2 separate regions of the Homo sapiens genome follow, and region 1 is linked to region 2. Evidence: chromatin loops called from intact Hi-C (ENCODE). Cell type or tissue: endothelial cell of umbilical vein. All regions are shown on one strand. Links, peaks and the distances in the headings refer to the core of each region. The heading gives the core; the rest is flanking DNA.

Region 1 (8,438 bases), core at 215-8,214, 150 kb before region 2:
TGGAGCAGAAGAGGCACTCTGGCTTTTTGAGTTTTCAGCATGAGTTTATGTAGTTTTGATCTTTGAGGCTGCTGACTTTTGGATGGGGTTTTTGTGGGGACTTTTTGTTGACGCTGTTGTTTTCTGTTTGTTTGTTTTTCTTTTCTTTTGATTTTTTTTTTCTTTTTTTAGATGGAGTTTCTCTCTTGTTGCCCAGGCTGAAGTGCAATGGCATGATCTCAGCTCTCCGCAACCTCTGCCTCCTGGGTTCAAGTGATTCTCCTGCTTCAGCCTCCTGAGTAGCTGGGATTGCAGGCATGCGCCACCATGCCCGGCTAATCTTGTATTTTTAGTAGAGATGGGGTTTCTCCATGCTGGTCAGGCTGGTCTCGACCTCCCGACCTCAGAAGATCGTCTGCCTCGTGGCCTCCCAAAGTGTTGGGATTACAGGCATGAGCCACCACTCCCAGCCTGTTTTTCTTTTAACAGTCAGGCCCCTCTTCCGTAGGGTTGCTATGGTTTGCTGAGGGTCCCTTCCAGACCCTATTTGTCAGGGTCCCTCCCACACTTGGAGGTGTCACCAGAGGAGGCTGCAGAACAGCAAAGATGGCTGTCCACTTCTTCCTCTGGGAGCTCTGTCCCAGAGGGGCACCAACCTGATGCCAGCAGGAATGCTCCTGTATAATGTGTCTGGCAACCACTGTTGTAGGGTCTCACCCAGTCAGGAGGCATGGGATCAAAGACTTGCTTACTGAAGCACTCTGGTGGCCCCTTGGTGGAGCGGGTGCACTGTGTGGGAGGAATCCCACTCCTCCAGACTGCCTGGATTCCTCAGAGCCAGCAAGGGGAAAGACTAAGTCTGCAGATCCCCTTACCCCAGGGTTTCATCCCAGGGAGATCAAAGCTCTGTCCGTAAACCCCTGGCCAGAATGGCTGAAATTCCCACAAGGAGGCCCTGACCAGTGAGAAAGGATGGGTCGAGGTCCAGCCTCAAGAGGCAATCTGGTCATGATCTGCCACAGCCACTGTGCTGTGCTGTGGGGAATTCCTCCTGGGCCCAAACCACCCAGCCTCCCCAGCACCCACAGGAGAAAATGGCAGACTGGAGCTGCAGTGATGGCTGCTGCCCCTTCTCTGGGCGACCTTCTTGTTAGACAGGTTCTTTGGGGCTTTTGAGATGAAGAGATTGTGTACTGGGGCTACCAGAGAAAGTTTTTCAAAGAATTTTTGAGGAGAAAACTTGGGAAAAGTCCTATGAGATGAAAGCTTATGGAGAAGAAAAGGGGGACTAAAAAATAAATGTGTCGCTGAAATTTTCCCCGACATGTTGTTTAATTAATGCAATTTAACCCCCCATATACCATAGGAGTTCACTGGACTCAATTATAGTTTTGTTTCTTTTTTTGAGCAGTTCTATCTGTAAAAATTGATATTTTGTGAATTTTATTATTTCTTAATAGTCTTACAAAGAACAAAGATAACATATATTTATTTTAAAATAAAATTTATTCTATCTTGCAATTATCACACAAGTCCATTGAGCCTTTTATAAAGCTAAGACATATTGTGAGATCTTGGTGATCTTCTTTTTCTAACATTTTAAACATTTTGCTATTTTGTTATACTAGGAATTATTTTTTTCTTATTCATCAATTATTTTCAACTATGACTTAAAAAAAGACTAAAGAAAAAAACAAAAAATAATGGAACCTACTAGAAAGACAAATACAATAGTGAAATTAATAATAATCTTTCAATTTTATACTGTGTTGCCAAAAGTATTGCATCATCTTTCAAGATAGTATAGAAGAGGAGACGCCATGTGTATGTTGTTTTTAGCTTCATTGAACACAGTTTAGAATACTTATTTTTTCTTTTTCCATCTATAATGACCAAACAGAAGAAAACTGACAGAGGGAGACATTTCACAATTCTTAGACAAATCAGAAAACAAATATAAAGAGCTACAGCAAGCTCTCCAGACCAGCACTGTCCCATAGGGTAGCCACTAATTACATGTGACATTCAGGTACTTAAAATATGGTTAGTTTGACTTGAGATGTGTTTTAAGTATAAAATACACACTGATTTTGAAGCTTTAGTACAATAAATGGGAATATCAGATATCTTATTAATATTTTATATCAATTATATGTTGAAATAATACTTTGAATATGCAAAATTAAATAAAATGTATTATTCAAATTTAATTTCACCTGTTTAAAATTTTCAATTTGGCTACTAGAAACTTCTTAATTACATGTATAACATGAAATATATTTCTGTTGGACAGTGCTACTTTACACACTAATGCTGATGATGGAATCAATCATGTAAGTGAAATAGACTATGAATCTTTAGATCATGATTTCCTACAAACTTTAACAAATTTCCTCAAATTCATGAATCAATGAGTAAACAACCTGTCTCTATGGAAAATAAAGAAAATAGAGTACTTCATACAGGACAGACTGTATCACACCATATTTTGCAACAAGAATTTGGGCTTTCCTCTTTTGCTAATTGCATATATGACAATATTCTTTTATCTTTTATAATGTTTGTGTGCCAAATTTTTTATTTGATATAAAGAGTTTTGCTATGTTTAACTTTTATTAAAATTTCTAATCAGTTTTTCTATTATGCCTTTATCCTTCTGTAAATTATTTGAAAAATGACTTAAAAATGAAAAAATTTAGATGGATTTCTTTAGTTGAGATGGTGAATGATGATACTATTTTCCTAGTATATATAGGGGTAAGTACTTGAATATTTGAAACTAGACGTTTCTTTTCTTCTTTTTTTTTTTTTTTTGAGACGGAGTCTCACTCTGTCACCAGGCTGGAGTGCAGCAGCACTATCTCGGCTCACTGCAACCTCCGCCTCCCAGGTTCAAGCGATTCTGCTGTCTCAGCCTCCCAGGTAGCTGGGACTACAGGCGCGTGCCACCACACCCTGATAATTTTTGTATTTTCAGCAGAGACGGGGTTTCCCCATGTTGGCCAGGATGATCTTGATCTGTTGACCTCATGATCCACCCGCCTCAGCCTCCGAAAGTGCTGGGATTACAGGCATGAGCCACTGTGCCCGGCCTAGACTTTTTTTTTAAACCACAAACCAATTCCAACCATTTAGTACATTTGGATTTGAGCATTACATGATGAGTGATCACAAAGCAAGTACTATGGAAGACTTCTTTCTAGATTTTCAATAACATAATTATCAGAAAAGAATGTAAAAACACATTAGGAGGCAAAAACTCAATGCTGCTATAATTTGGAAGAAAAACATTAATAGGATTCAGAATGTAGTCACCACAGACATAGATGTTTCTATTGTAAGGAAGATCGCAGGTAGAAATAGGCCCTAGAGAAAGCAGGTTGTTCTAGAATTTATAGCATTCTCCTTAGGTATTTAAGGCAAGACCTTAATATATGAAGGATATTATATTGTAATAAACATTATAAATATTTTTCAATCACTTACTTTGAGTATTTGGAAATACTTCTTAAATGAGTTGAAAAAATGGTAAGTGATAAATTTTCTTATGAGATACAGAATTTTCAGAATCCAAATTATCTTGTCATCTTTCTGTGTTAATGCATAACCTCATTCAATCAACTTCTTGAAGAAGCAAGCTCTAATCAAACTTAGAAAAACCCTCCATTTCTCTGAACCTAAGTACAGATAGTACACCACATTGATTGAAATATTTTAACTTATTTCAAAATAACCAATGGACTCTGATATCTGATCTAACATAAACAGTTTAGCTATTGACATGAAGACCTGGGGCTATTATTTCCAGCAGCAAATTTCAGTTTAACAAAACTATCAAAATAAGTTAAGCTGATGTTACGCAATCTGCCTGGTGAGACTGAGGGCAGCCAGAGGTCAGACTTCCTTCCTGAGAGGCTGCATCCTTGTGCTATTTACCCTGTTGCCACCTGCATTCTCTGCCAACTTCCCCAAGTATCCAGAGAAAGCCTCTCAAAGAGAAAGGCTAGATTAAGTAACTGTCCTAACCCCTTCGAATGATATCTTCTCTTAAGGAAATTTTAAACAGTTTTGAAAAGTAATTTTCTTCAGATCATAGCAATTGAACTGTGCTTTCAAAGTCAGACTGATTAATTTTGATGGTCTCTCCATTTTCACCACTGTTATTCAACATAGTACTAGAACTCCTACCTAGAGCAATGAGATGAGAATAAAATAGAGAGCATCCAGATTGGAAAGGAAGAAGTCAAATTATCCTTGTTTGCAGATAATATGATCTTATGTTTGGAAAAACCTAAAGACTTCATAAAAAATAGCTATTAGAACTGACAAACAAATTTAGTAAAGTTGTAGAATACAAAATCAACATACAAAAATCAGTAACATTTCTGTATGCCAACAGCAAACAACCTGAAAAAGAAATCAAGAAAGTAATTCCATTTACAAGAGATAAAAATAAAATAAAATACCCAGGAATAAACTTAGCCAAATAAATGAAAGATTTGTACAATGAAAACTATAAAACATTAGTGCAAGAAATTGAAGAGGATACCAAAAAAAGGAAACAACATTCCATGTTCATGGTCTGGAAGAATAAATATTTTTAAAATGTCCATACTGCCCAAAGCAATGTACGGATTCAATGCAATCTCTAACAAAATGACAACGAAATTCTTCTCAGAATTTAAAAAAAAATCCAAGATTTGTGCGGAACCATAAAAGACCTAGAATAGCCAAAGATACCCTGAGCAAAAAGAGCAAAACTGGAGGAATCACATTACCTGACTTCAAATTATACCACAGAGCTATAGTAACCAAAACAGCATGATACTGGCACAAAAATGAAAACAGACAAATGGAGCAAAATAGAGAATGCAGAAATAAATTCATACATCTACAGTAAACTCATTTCTGACAAAGTTACCAAGAACATACATTGGAGAAGGGACAGTCTCTTCAATAAATGGTGCTGGGAAAACTGGATATCCATATGGAGAAGAATGAAACTAGACCCCTATGTTTCGCCATACACAAAAATCAAATCAAAATGGATGAAAGACTTAAATCTAAGACCTCAACTATGAAACTACTAAAAGAAAACATTGAGGAAATGCTCCAGGACATTGTTCTGGGCAAATATTTCTTGAGTAATACTCCATAAGCACAGGGAACTAAAGCAAAAATTGACAAATGGGATCACATGACATTAAAAAGCTTCTGTATAGCAAAGGAAATAATCAACAAAGTGAAGAAACAACCCACAAATGGGAGAAAATATTTGCAAACTACCCATCTGACAAGGGATTCATAGCCAGGATATATAAGGAGCTCAAACAATAGTAAAAAAAAAAAAGTACTCTAATTAAAAATGAGCAAAAGATCCTAAAAGACATTCCTCAAAAGAAGACATACAAATGGCAAACAGCCATACGAAGAAGTGCTTGACATCACTGATCATCAGAGAAACGCAAATCAAAACTACATGAGATATCATCTCACCCCAGTTAAAATGGCCTTTATCCAAAAGACAGGCAATGACAAATGCTGGCAGGGATGTGGAGAAAAGGGAACCCTCATACACTGTTGGTGGAAATGTAAATTAGTACAGTTACTATAAAGAACAGTATGGAGGTGATATGGTTTGAATTTGTATCCCCACCCAAATCTCATGTTGAATTGTAACCCCCAGTGTTGGAGGAGGAGCCTAGTGGGGGGTGATTGGATCATTGGGGCTTACTCCCCCTTGTAGTTCGCATGATAATGAGTGAGCTCTCATGAGATCTGGTTGTTTAAAAGTGTGTGGCACCTCCCCGCTTTCTCTCTTCCTCCTGCCCCAGCCATGCAAGACATGCCTCCTTCTCCTTTGCCTTGTACCATGACTGCAAGTTTCCTGAGGCCTCCACAGCCATGCTTCCTGTACAGCTTGAGGAACCATGAGCCAATCAAACCTCTTTTATCTATAAATTACTCAGTCTCAGGTAGTTCTTTATAGCAATTTGAGAATGGACTAATGCAGAAAATTGATACTGGGAGTGGGGCATTGCTATAAAGATACCTGAAAATGTGGAAGCAGCTTTGGGACTCAGTAATGGGCATAGGTTAGAAGAGTTTGGAGGGCTCAGAAGAAGACAGAAAGATGAGGGAAAGTTTGGAACTCCTAGAGACTTCTTGAATGGTTGTGACCAAAATCCTGATAGTGATATAGACAATGAAGTCAGGCTGAGGTGGTCTCAGATGGAGATAAGGAACTTATTGAGAACTGGAGTAAGGTCAGTTTTGTTATATGTTAGCAAAGAAGCTGGAGGCATTTTGCCTCTGCTCTGGGAATATGTAGAATGTTGAACATGAGAGAGATGATTTAGGGTATCTGGTGGAAGAAATTTCTAAGCAGCAAAGCATTCAAGATATGCGCTGGCTGGTTCTAACAGCATATGGTCATATGCATGAGCAAAGAAATGGTCTGAAACTGAAACTAATATCTAAAAGGGAAGCAGAGTGTAAAAGTTTGGAAAATTTGCAGCCCAGCCACGTAGTAGAAAAGAAAAACCCGTTTTCCGGGGAGAAATTCAAGCCAGCTACAGAAATTTGCATATGTAAAGAGGAGCCAAATGTTGATAGTCAAGATAATGGGGAAAGACCTCGAAGACATTTCAGAGAACTTCATGTCAGTCCCTCCCATCATAGGCCTGGAGGCCAAGGAAGAAAGAATGGTTTTGTGGCCAGGCCCAAGGTCCTGCTGCTCTGTACAGCCTCAGGACATGGTGCCATGCACTATAGCCACTCCAGGCCCAGCCATCTTAAGGTCTGTATCTTAAAGTTCCCAAGATACAGCTCAGCCTGTTGTTTCAGAGGGTACAAGTTGTAAGCCTTGGAGGCTTCCATGTGGTGTTAAGCCTGTGGGTGCAGAATATGAGAGTTGAGGCTTAGGAGCCTCTGCCTAGATTTCAAGGAATGTATGGAAAGGCCTGGATGTCCAGGCAGAAGTCTGCTGCAGGGCCAAAGCCCTCATGGAGAACCTCTACTAGGGCAGTGTGGAGGAGAAATATAGGGTTGGAGCCTACATACAGAGTCCCCACTGGGGCACTGCCTAGTGGAGCTGTTTGAAGACAGCCACCATCCTCCAGACCCCAGCATGGTAGATCCACCAACAGCTTGCACCGTGCCCCTGGAAAAGCTGCAGGCACACTCAATGCCAGCCCATGAAAGCAGCCATGGTGGCTGTCCCCTGCAGAACCACAGGGGCAGAGCTACCCAAGGCCTTGGGATTCTGCCCATTTCATCAGTGTTGCCAGGATGTGAAACATGGAGGCAAAGGAAATCATTTTGGAGCTTTAAGATTTAATGACTTCCCTGCTGAGTTTTGGACTTGCATGGGGCCTTTAGCCCCTTTGTTTGGGCTGATTTTTTCCCTTTTAGAATAGGAGTATTTACCCAATGCCAGTACCCCCATTGTATCTTGGAAGTAACTAACTGGTTTTGATTTTACATACTCATAGGCAGAAGGGACTTATCTTGTCTCAGAAGATACTTTGGACTGTAGACTTTTGAGTTAATGCTGAAATGATTTAAGACTTGGGAGATTGTTGAGAAAGGTTGATTGTATTTTGCAATGTGAGAAGGACGTGCGATTTGGGAGGGTGAGGGTGAAATGATATGGTCTGAGTTGTGTCCCAGCACAAATCTCATGTTGAATTGTGATCCCCAATGTTGGAGGAAGAGTCTGGTGGGAGATGATTGGATCGGGGGGTGGACATCCCCCTTGCTGTTCTCATGATAGTAAGTGAGTTCTCATGAGATCTGGTGGTTTAAAAAGCATGTGTCACCTCCCCCGCCCCTTCCTCTGATCTGGCCATGCGAGACGTGCCTCCTTCTTCTTCAACTTCCACCATGATTATAAGTTTTCTGAAGCCTCCCAGCCATGCTTTCTGTAGAACCATGAGCAGAACCCTGAGCCAGTTCATCCTCTTTTCTTTATAAATTACCCAGTCTCAGGTAGTTCTTTAGAGCAATGTGAGAATGGACTAATACAGGAGTTTTCTCAAAAAATAGAGCTATCACATGATTCAGCAATCCCACTGCTTGGTATATATATATATGTATGTGTGTATATATATATATATATATATATATGTATGTGTGTATATATATATATATATATGTATGTGTGTGTATATATATATATATATATGTATGTGTCTGTATATATATGTATGTATATATATGTATGTGTGTGTATATATATATATATGTATGTATATATAAAATATAAAGGAAACAAGCATATTGAAGAGATACATGCACTCCCACATTTATTGCAGCACTAGTCACAATAGCCAGGATTTGGAAGCAGTCTAAGTGTCCATCAACGGATGAATAGAAAAAGAAAATGTGGTAGATGTACACAATGGTGTACTAGTCAGCCATATAAAAGAACGATATCCTGTCCTTTTCAACAATATGGA
Region 2 (8,438 bases), core at 111-8,110:
TTTAACACTTAATTCAGTTTGCTAGTATTTTATTTTGGATTTGTGCATCTATGTTTATCAGTGATATTGGCCTATAGTTTTCTCTTCTTATAGTGTTCTTGTTTGAGTTTGGTATCAGGGTAAAGCTGGCCTTACAAAATGAATTTGGAAATGTTCCCTCCTTTTCAATTATTTTCCAAGAATTGACAATTGGTATTAGTTCTTCTGTAAAGGTTGGATAGAATTCACCAGGGAAGCTATAAGGATGTGGGCTGTTTGATGGGAGATTTTTGATTGCTAATTCAGTCTCCTTAGCTGTTATTATTCTTCTTGGATTTTTTTCATGATTTAGTCTTGATAAGTTGTACGTTTCTACAAATATGTGTTTCCTCTAGATCATCCAGTTTGATGGCTTATAATTTTTCATAGCAGTTTAATAATCCTTTGTATTTCTGTGGTATTAGATGTAAGGTCTCTTTCATTTCTGGTTTTCTTTCATTTTTAGTTGAGTCATCTCTCTTTTCCTCTTAGTCTAGCTGAAAGTTTGCCAATTTTACTTATCTTTAAAAAAAAATCAGCTCTTCATTTCATAGTTCTTTGCTTTGTTTTTCTAGCCTCTATTCTATTTGTTTTATTCCTGATTTTTATTATTTCCTTCCTCCTACTAACTTTAGGTTTAGTTTTTCTTCCTTTCCAGTAACTTGAAGTGTAAGGTTGGATGGTTTATTTGAGATCTTCCTTTTTCATGTAGGTATTTTCATTACTCTAAACTTTCCTCTTAGAGTTGCTTCTGCTGCACCCCGTAAGTTTTGGTCTGTTGTGTTTCTATTTTTGTTTGTCTCAAGGTATTTTTTAACTTATCTTTTGATTTCTTCTTTGACTCATTCATTGTTCAAGAACATATTGTTTAGTTTCCACATATTTGTGAATTTTCCAGTTTTTCTTCTGTTGTTAATTTCGAGTTTCATACTATTTTGTTTAGCAAAGTTGTGTGACATGATTTCAGTCATGTTAAATTTTTTAAGACTTATTTTGTGACCTAACATATGACCCATCTTGGAAAATGTTCTGTGTATACTTGAGAAAAATGTATATTCAGCTACTGTTGGATGGAATATTCTCTATATGTCTGTTTGATCCATTTGGCCTAAATCCCAGTTTAACTCTAATGTTTCCTTATTGATTTTCTGTCTGGATTATCTATCCATTGTAAAAAGTGGGGTATTGAAATCCCCTACTATTAGATTGCTATCTATTTCTCCATTCAGTTCTGTTAATACTTGCTTTATATGTTTAGTTTCTCCAATATTTAGTGCATATATACCTATAATTGTTATATCCTCCTGATGAATTGTCGTTATATAATGATCTGCTTTGTATCTTGTTACAGTTTTTGACTTAAAGTCTCTTTTGTCTGACACAAGTAAAACTACTCCTACTCGCTTTTAGTTTCCACTTGCATGGATACCTTTTTCCATTCCTTCACTTTCTGTGTGTGTCCTTAAAGCTAAAGTGAGTTTCTTGTACATGGCATACAGTTGGGTCATGCCTTTTTATACATTTAGTCACTGTATGTTTTTTGATTGGAGAATATAATCCATTTATATTAAAGTAATTATTGCTAGGTAAGGACTTACTATTGCCATCTTGTTAATTGTCTGCTGGCTGTTTTGTATATCCTTTGTTCCTTTCTTCTCCTCTTGCTGTCTTTCTTTGTGATTCGATTATTTTCTGCAGTGGTGTATTTTGATTTTGCCTCATTATCTTCTGTGTATCTACATAGGGTTTTGCTTTGTGGCTACCATAAAACATCTTATAGTTATAACAGTCTGTTTTAAGCTGATAACATCTTAACTTCAATTGCATACAAAAACTCTACACTTTTGCCCCATCCCTACAATTTGTTTTTGATATCCCAGTTATATCTTTTAAAATTGTGTATTCAGCAACAAATTATTGCAGTTGTAGTTTTTGGTTTTTTGTTTGTTTGTTTGTTTGAGACGGAGTCTCGCACTGTTGCCCAGGCTTGAGTGCAGCGGCGCGATCTCGGCTCACTGCAAGCTCTGCCTCCCGGGTTCACACCATTCTCCTGCCTCAGCCTCCGGAGTAGCTGGGACTACAGGCGCTTGCCACCACGCCTGGCTAATTTTTTTGTATTTTTAGTAGAGACGGGGTTTCACCATATTAGCCAGGATGGTCTCAATCTCCTGATCTCGTGATCCGCCAGCCTTGGCATCCCAAAGTGCTGGGATTACAGGTGTGAGCCACCGCGCCCTGCCAGTTGTAGTTATTTTCAATATTTTGTCTTTTAACCTTTATACTAGAGTCGTAAGTGATTTACACATCACTATTATAATTTTACTCTAAATACGACTGTATACTTAGCTTTACCAATGAGTTTTATATTTTCATATGTTTTCATGTTACTAATTAGCATGCTTTTATTTCAGCTTGAATAACTCCCTTAAGCATTTCTTATAAGACAAGTCTAGTAGTGATGAACTCCCTCAGCTTTTGTTTGTCTGGGAAACTCTTTCTCTTTCATTTATGAAAGAAACTTTGTCAGGTTTACATATTCTTGGCTTTTTTTATCTTTTCTTCTCAGCACTTTGAATATATCCTTCTACTCTCTCCTACCCTATAAGCTTTCTGCCGAGAAATCTTCTGATAGCCTGATAAGAAATCTGATAGTGTTATGTGGGTTACCTTGTATGAGATAAGCCTCTTTTCTGCTGCGTTTAAAACTCCTTGATTTTGACTTTTGACAGTTGATTGTAGTGTATCTTGGTGATCTCTTTTTCAGGTTAAAGCTTATCAGAGACGTTTAAATGCCACATACCTGGATGTCTGTATGTTTCCCCAGATTTGGGGAGTTTTCAGCTATTTAAAAAAAAAATCTTTCTGCCTCTTTCTCTTTTCACCTTCTTAAATTCCTATAATGCAACTGTTAGCACTCTTAACTGTGTCACATAAATTTTGCAGGCGTTCATCATTCCTCTTCATTCATTTTATGTTTTTTCTCTGACTGGATATTTTCAGAGGACCTGTCTTTTGTATTTACAGGTTCTTCTGCTTGATTGAGTCTGCTGCTGATGCTCTTTATTACATTTTTCATTTCATTCACTGTATTCTTCAGCTTCATAATGTATGTTTAGTTCTTTATTATTTGTATCTCTTTTAAAATGAATTTTTTAGGATATAGGGTCTTGCTATGTTGCCCAGGCTTGTCTTGAACTCCTGACGTCAAGTGGGCTTCTCACCTCAGCCTCTTGTGTAGCTAGGACTACAGGAATGTGCCACCATACCCAACTTTTTGATTTCTGTGTCTTTATTGAACTTCTAATTTTGTTCATGTATTGTTTTTCTGATTTCACTGAATTGTCTATCTTGTTGCTCACTGTGCTTCCTTAAAATAATCATTTTTGGCTGGATGCAGTGCTTCATGTCTGTAATTCTAGCATTTTGAGAGGTCGAGATAAGAGAATTGCTTGAGGCCAGGAGTTCAAGACCATCCTGGGCAATATAGTGAGATGCTGTCCCTACAATTTTTTAAAATTATCTGTGTAGGGTGGGATGTGCCTATAGTCCTAGTTACTCAGGATGCTGAGGCAAGAGGATTTCTGAAGCCCAGTAGTCCAAGGATGTGGTGAATTATGATCATGCCACTGCACTCAAACCTGGGTGACAGAGCAAGATCCTGTCTCTGAAACATAAATAAATAAATATAATTTCAATTTTTTTGTCAGGCAATCTATAGATCTCTAATTTTTCTGAGTTGGTTAGTGGAATATTTTATTCCTTTGGTGGTGTCATGTTTTCAAGATTTTTCATGTTCCTTAAAGTTTTGCGTCATTGTGTGTGCACTTGAAGAAGTAATCATTTCCTCCCATATTTACTGATTGGCTTCGAGAGAAAAATGCTTTAACTAAATAGCCCAGCTAGGGATTCTGAGGCTCTCTCAGACCTTTTCTATCAATGTGCCCACTCTGCCCCTTATTTCCTCTTGGTGGGGGGAGAATTCTTAAGATTGTATGGCTTATCATGACCCCATAAAGCCGAAGTGGGTGCTAAGTGCCTCCTGTTTGTTTTTGCTATGATGGCACCTTGAATTGCTTGAATTTGTATACCTTCTCCCAATCCTGCAGAGTCAAGCCAGCTGTCCACATGAGATTGTTGTGCTCAGCCTCCTGTGTAGCTAGGACTACAGGAATGTGCCACCATACCCAACTTTATGATTTCTGTGTCTTTATTGAACTTCTAATTTTGTTCATGTATTGTTTTTCTGATTTCACTGAATTGTCTATCTTATAGCTCACTGAGCTTCCTTAAAATAATCATTTTTGGCTGGATGCAGTGCTTCATGTCTGTAATTCTTATGTGTGGTGTAATTCTTCATGTCTTGTGGTGAGAAGGTGAAGCATATAGAAAATATGGAGTGCCCATGGGGCAGTGGGTATGGGGTTCATAGCTGAGGTTCCTCAAGTGGTTTGTGGGCCTGCTTCCTGATGGAGTAGGCAGAACTTAGTAAGGTCCATGGCAGCCTTTCTTCCCTGCTCCCAGCATCTTCCAACCACTCATTTATTCCAATCACTCCAGTATTCCGGGTGGGTTAAGAAAGAAGCAGGCCTCTTGGGCAGCATCTGATGTGGCTGGGGGAGCCAGGTACCCCCTTACTACACTTTCATTTTTCCTCATGGGAGAAATCATGGGCCAATAACGTCTCTCTTGGCACTGAGCTATGCCACCTTGTGAAAGGGGTGAGGTAGATAACATGAAACTGTTCTTCCACACTCTTCAGTGCACCTATTCTTGGATTTTTGCTTCAGTGGTGTGCTGGAACTTCTCAGCTGCACTCCTAGACTCCAACAAAGGTACTCTTAACTGTGGATATTTGCCAAAATTGATTTATCTGTAGGGGAATGATAGTGGAATGTTTCTATTCTACCGCCTTGTTGACATCATTTCTTACTTATATTTGTAAAGGCTCCATCTTGTGGATGGGTTGAAAACAGCTACATGGAGATGATTGTTACACTAATTTAGACACCCCTGACTTTAATCTAGAAAAGCTGTTCAGTGATGTAATCACGATGCAGTGCCTCAAGTTGCCTTTTCATGAACCACCACACAGATCACAGCTATTCTTCAGTCATCAAACTTTTATTGAGCCCCACTGTGTCCCAGGCACATACTGCTCATATGGATATAAAGGGGTTTTTCTTCTCCCTTGGGTTTCACAGTCTGGTGTAACAGGTGCAACAGTGTGATAAGCACTGGAGTAAAGACTTGTAAAAAAGGAAAACCATGAGCACAAGAGGGAATAGTTATTTTTATTTAAAGACAGAAAGCAGGACACAATGTCAAGAGTATAATTCTAGAGTCATATTTATAGGGTTGGAATCTTGTTCCACCACATATTAGCTAATGATTCTGAATCTTTGTGCCTGAATTCCCTCACCTGGAGGTGTTGAAAGCCCTTCCCGCCCCCACCCCACCCACCATGGTAGAGGCAATGCTGCCTACACCATGTAGTTTCATTTTCATCCTGGACACAAGAGAAAAATACATTTCCTTGTTCTCTTGCAACTAGGAAGGACCATATATCAGACTTAGGGTCAATAGACTGTGGGGGAGGTGGTGAGATGTCACTCAGAGATGGCCCCTAAAACATCCATGTGATCCTCCACACACTCTCTCCCCTCTCTGCAAAAGACTCCAGGATAATTTAGCCACATCATAAAAGGAGTGCCCAACTGCTTGGAGATGATCTGCCCAAGAGAGCTACCCAGCCAGGAGCATGCACATCAGACTCTGCATGAGAAAAAGAAATACTTGGTCTCATAGCAATACTGATACTACTTATTATAACAATTAGCCTGTCCTGATTAACATACCACCTCTAAGATTGCTGAAACATTTAAATGAGATAAAAACCTCATGAAAAGCCTTCAATAACCTATAGCTGTTATTATTATTATAACTGCCATGACATACGAGAGGAACTCACTATAGAGCAGGAACTGGGGATTTGCTGGGTGGATGGGAGGTGACAGAGGGAGTCAAAAGTTTTGAGCAGAGGGGAACAAAATGAAAAGTACAGAAAGAGTGAGAATGTGACAGTGTAAAAAAATTTGAAAAGCAAAAAAACACAAAAAACAAAAAAACTGAAGTGAGACAGTGGGAAGCAAGAACTGTCCAAATAAAGTACAGGGCAGCTGCTCTGGAAATGTGTCCTCACACCCCTCCAGCGTCAGGTGTCTCTAATATTTCTCTCTTGTCTGTTCCAGATCTAGATTGAGAAACAAGAGGCCAGGCTTTTTCATCTGTTTTAAACTGATGGAAAGCTTCTTCCTGGATGCTTGTTTTACTACTTGAAATGTGTTTCTTTTATTGCCTTCTGGTCACAGGAACAGTCTTAATGGACTATAGGAAATTGAAAGGGAACAGAAAGCTCTGCAAAGGAGAGGCCTTCCCAACAAAGGACAGAAGCATTCTTTGACTCTTTGGGTTGTGAAGGAACAAAGGACAAATGTGTAGAATAGGGCTGGAAAAAGTGCAAAGGATGCTTTTTATTAATACCTCCTCTGAGCAACACAGTCATTTCCTTAGACTTGGGGTTCAACCTGTGGCCATGCAATGAGTTTTCTCTGCTCAAAGCCAGCTGATGGGAACTGAAACAGCCTTGACCTCCTTACCACTATGATCAAACTGGCTGAGGGGCCTCCTCGAGGAGGAGAGTCCTAGAGCTTGAAAGGGTACTACCTGTTTATCCTATTAAACTTACTACAGTTGCCTTAACCAGAAAGTTATTCCTCTGGGGCCCTTGTAAATGTCGTTGAGCTTTGGAAATGGCTAAGTTATAGCTTTTGTTTATGATTAAAAGGAACCACCTACAAAACTAGAAAATTGACACGAAGCTGACCAGACCAAATCAACCTTATTTATTATGGAAATCCTATCCAACAGAAAACCACATCAGAAAAAAATACAGTAGTTAGTGTTTCTAGGCAAAAGGATCACCAGTGCCTGAAACACAGGAAACAGCTAAAACAAAAATAAAAACAAAATATGGAAAAATAAGGGGATGCATGTGAAATTTATTAAATCTTTACAGTGAGATGTTTCAGCTCTGAAAATTCTCCTGTCCTGGTCTTCCCCTGTCACCTGCTGGCCTTGATATTTTCCCAGATTTACTGTCTACCAGCAAACATTTGGGAGCAATGCATCCTGCTGAAAGACTGACTTTAACTAGCCCTTACTACAATGCAAGCTTCTAAAACAGCCTCATGTGTATAAATTAAACTGTTAGCTCCTTGTGCCCTTTTCCTGGGAAAGAAATCACATCTATTTACATGTATCTGTAAATCAAAACCTACTTGCCTATGATGTTCTTGTGGACATGACAAAACAAAACCCAGGCTGGCTTGGCCTGGATGAGGGCTGAGTACACAAAGCGATCTATTCACATCTTTGGACTTCAAGAGAATCATATTGTGTCCGGAATTGGTGGGTTCTTGGTCTCACCAACTTCAAGAATGAAGCCGCGGACCCTTGCAGTGAGTGTGCCAGTTCTTAAAGGCGGCATGTCCGGAGTTTGTTCCTTCTGATGGTCTCGCTGGCTCAGAAGTGAAGCTGCAGACCTTCGTGGTGAGTGTTACAGCTCAAAAAGGCAGTGTGGACCCAAAGAGTGAGCAGTAGCAAGATTTATTGCAAAGAGGGAAAGAACAAAGCTACCACAGTGTGGAAGGTGACCTAGCGGGTTGCCACTGCTGGCTCGGGCAGACTGCTTTTAGTCTCTTATCTGGCCCCACCCTCATCCTGCTGATTGGTCCGTTTTACAGAGAGCCGATTAGTCCATTTAACAGAGAGCTGATTGGTCCGTTTTGACAGGGTGTTGATTGGTGCATTTACAATCCCTGAGCTAGACACAAAAGTTCTTCATGTCCCCACCAGATTAGCTAGATACAGAGTGTGGACACAAAGGTTCTCCAAGTTCCCCCAGAGTAGCTAGATACAGAGGGTCGATTGGTGCATTCACAAACCCTGAGCTAGACACAAAGGTTCTCCATGTCCCCACTAGATTAGCTAGATACAGAGTGTTGACACAAAGTTTCTCCAAGTCCCCACCAGAGTAGCTAGATGCAGAGTGTCCATTGATGCCTTCACAAACCCTGAGCTAGACACAGGGTGCTGATTGGTGTGTTTATAAACCTTGAGCTAGATACAGAGTGTCTGCCGATTGGTGTATTTACAATCCCTTAGCTAGACCTAAAGGTTCTCCAAGTCCCCACCAGAGTCAGGAGCCCAGCTGGCTTCACTCAGTGGATCCGGCACCTGGCCGCAGGTGGAGCTGCCTGCCAGTCCCGCGCCGTGAGCCCGCACTCCTCAGCCCTTGGGTGGTCGATGGGACTGGGCGCTGTCGAGCAGGGGACGCCGCTCGTCGGGGAGGCTCGGCCGCA

The links. A loop is a pair of places that touch in the nucleus more often than their neighbours do. Peaks named below come from ENCODE experiments on the same cell type or tissue, not always from the same donor. Only the 100,000 strongest peaks of a DNase experiment are listed, where the experiment ranks them.
Region 1: it touches region 2 in a loop (2.4-fold over the local background); 9 of 110 quality-filtered maps call a loop at or near these places.

Annotation. Positions count from the first base shown.
Region 1 is chr5:127,719,203-127,727,640 of GRCh38, reverse strand. All of the region lies in intron 2 of CCDC192 (coiled-coil domain containing 192), which reads right to left. Among named protein-coding and RNA genes, the nearest start is that of CCDC192, 20 kb to the right of the region's middle. In endothelial cell of umbilical vein, for the core only: no CTCF peak of the experiment used is centred there; a DNase peak (open chromatin) is centred at 3,870.
Region 2 is chr5:127,569,716-127,578,153 of GRCh38, reverse strand. No RefSeq gene overlaps it. Among named protein-coding and RNA genes, the nearest start is that of PRRC1, 56 kb to the right of the region's middle. In endothelial cell of umbilical vein, for the core only: a CTCF peak has its summit at 4,953 (motif pointing left); a DNase peak (open chromatin) is centred at 643; H3K27me3 peaks cover 1,002 bases.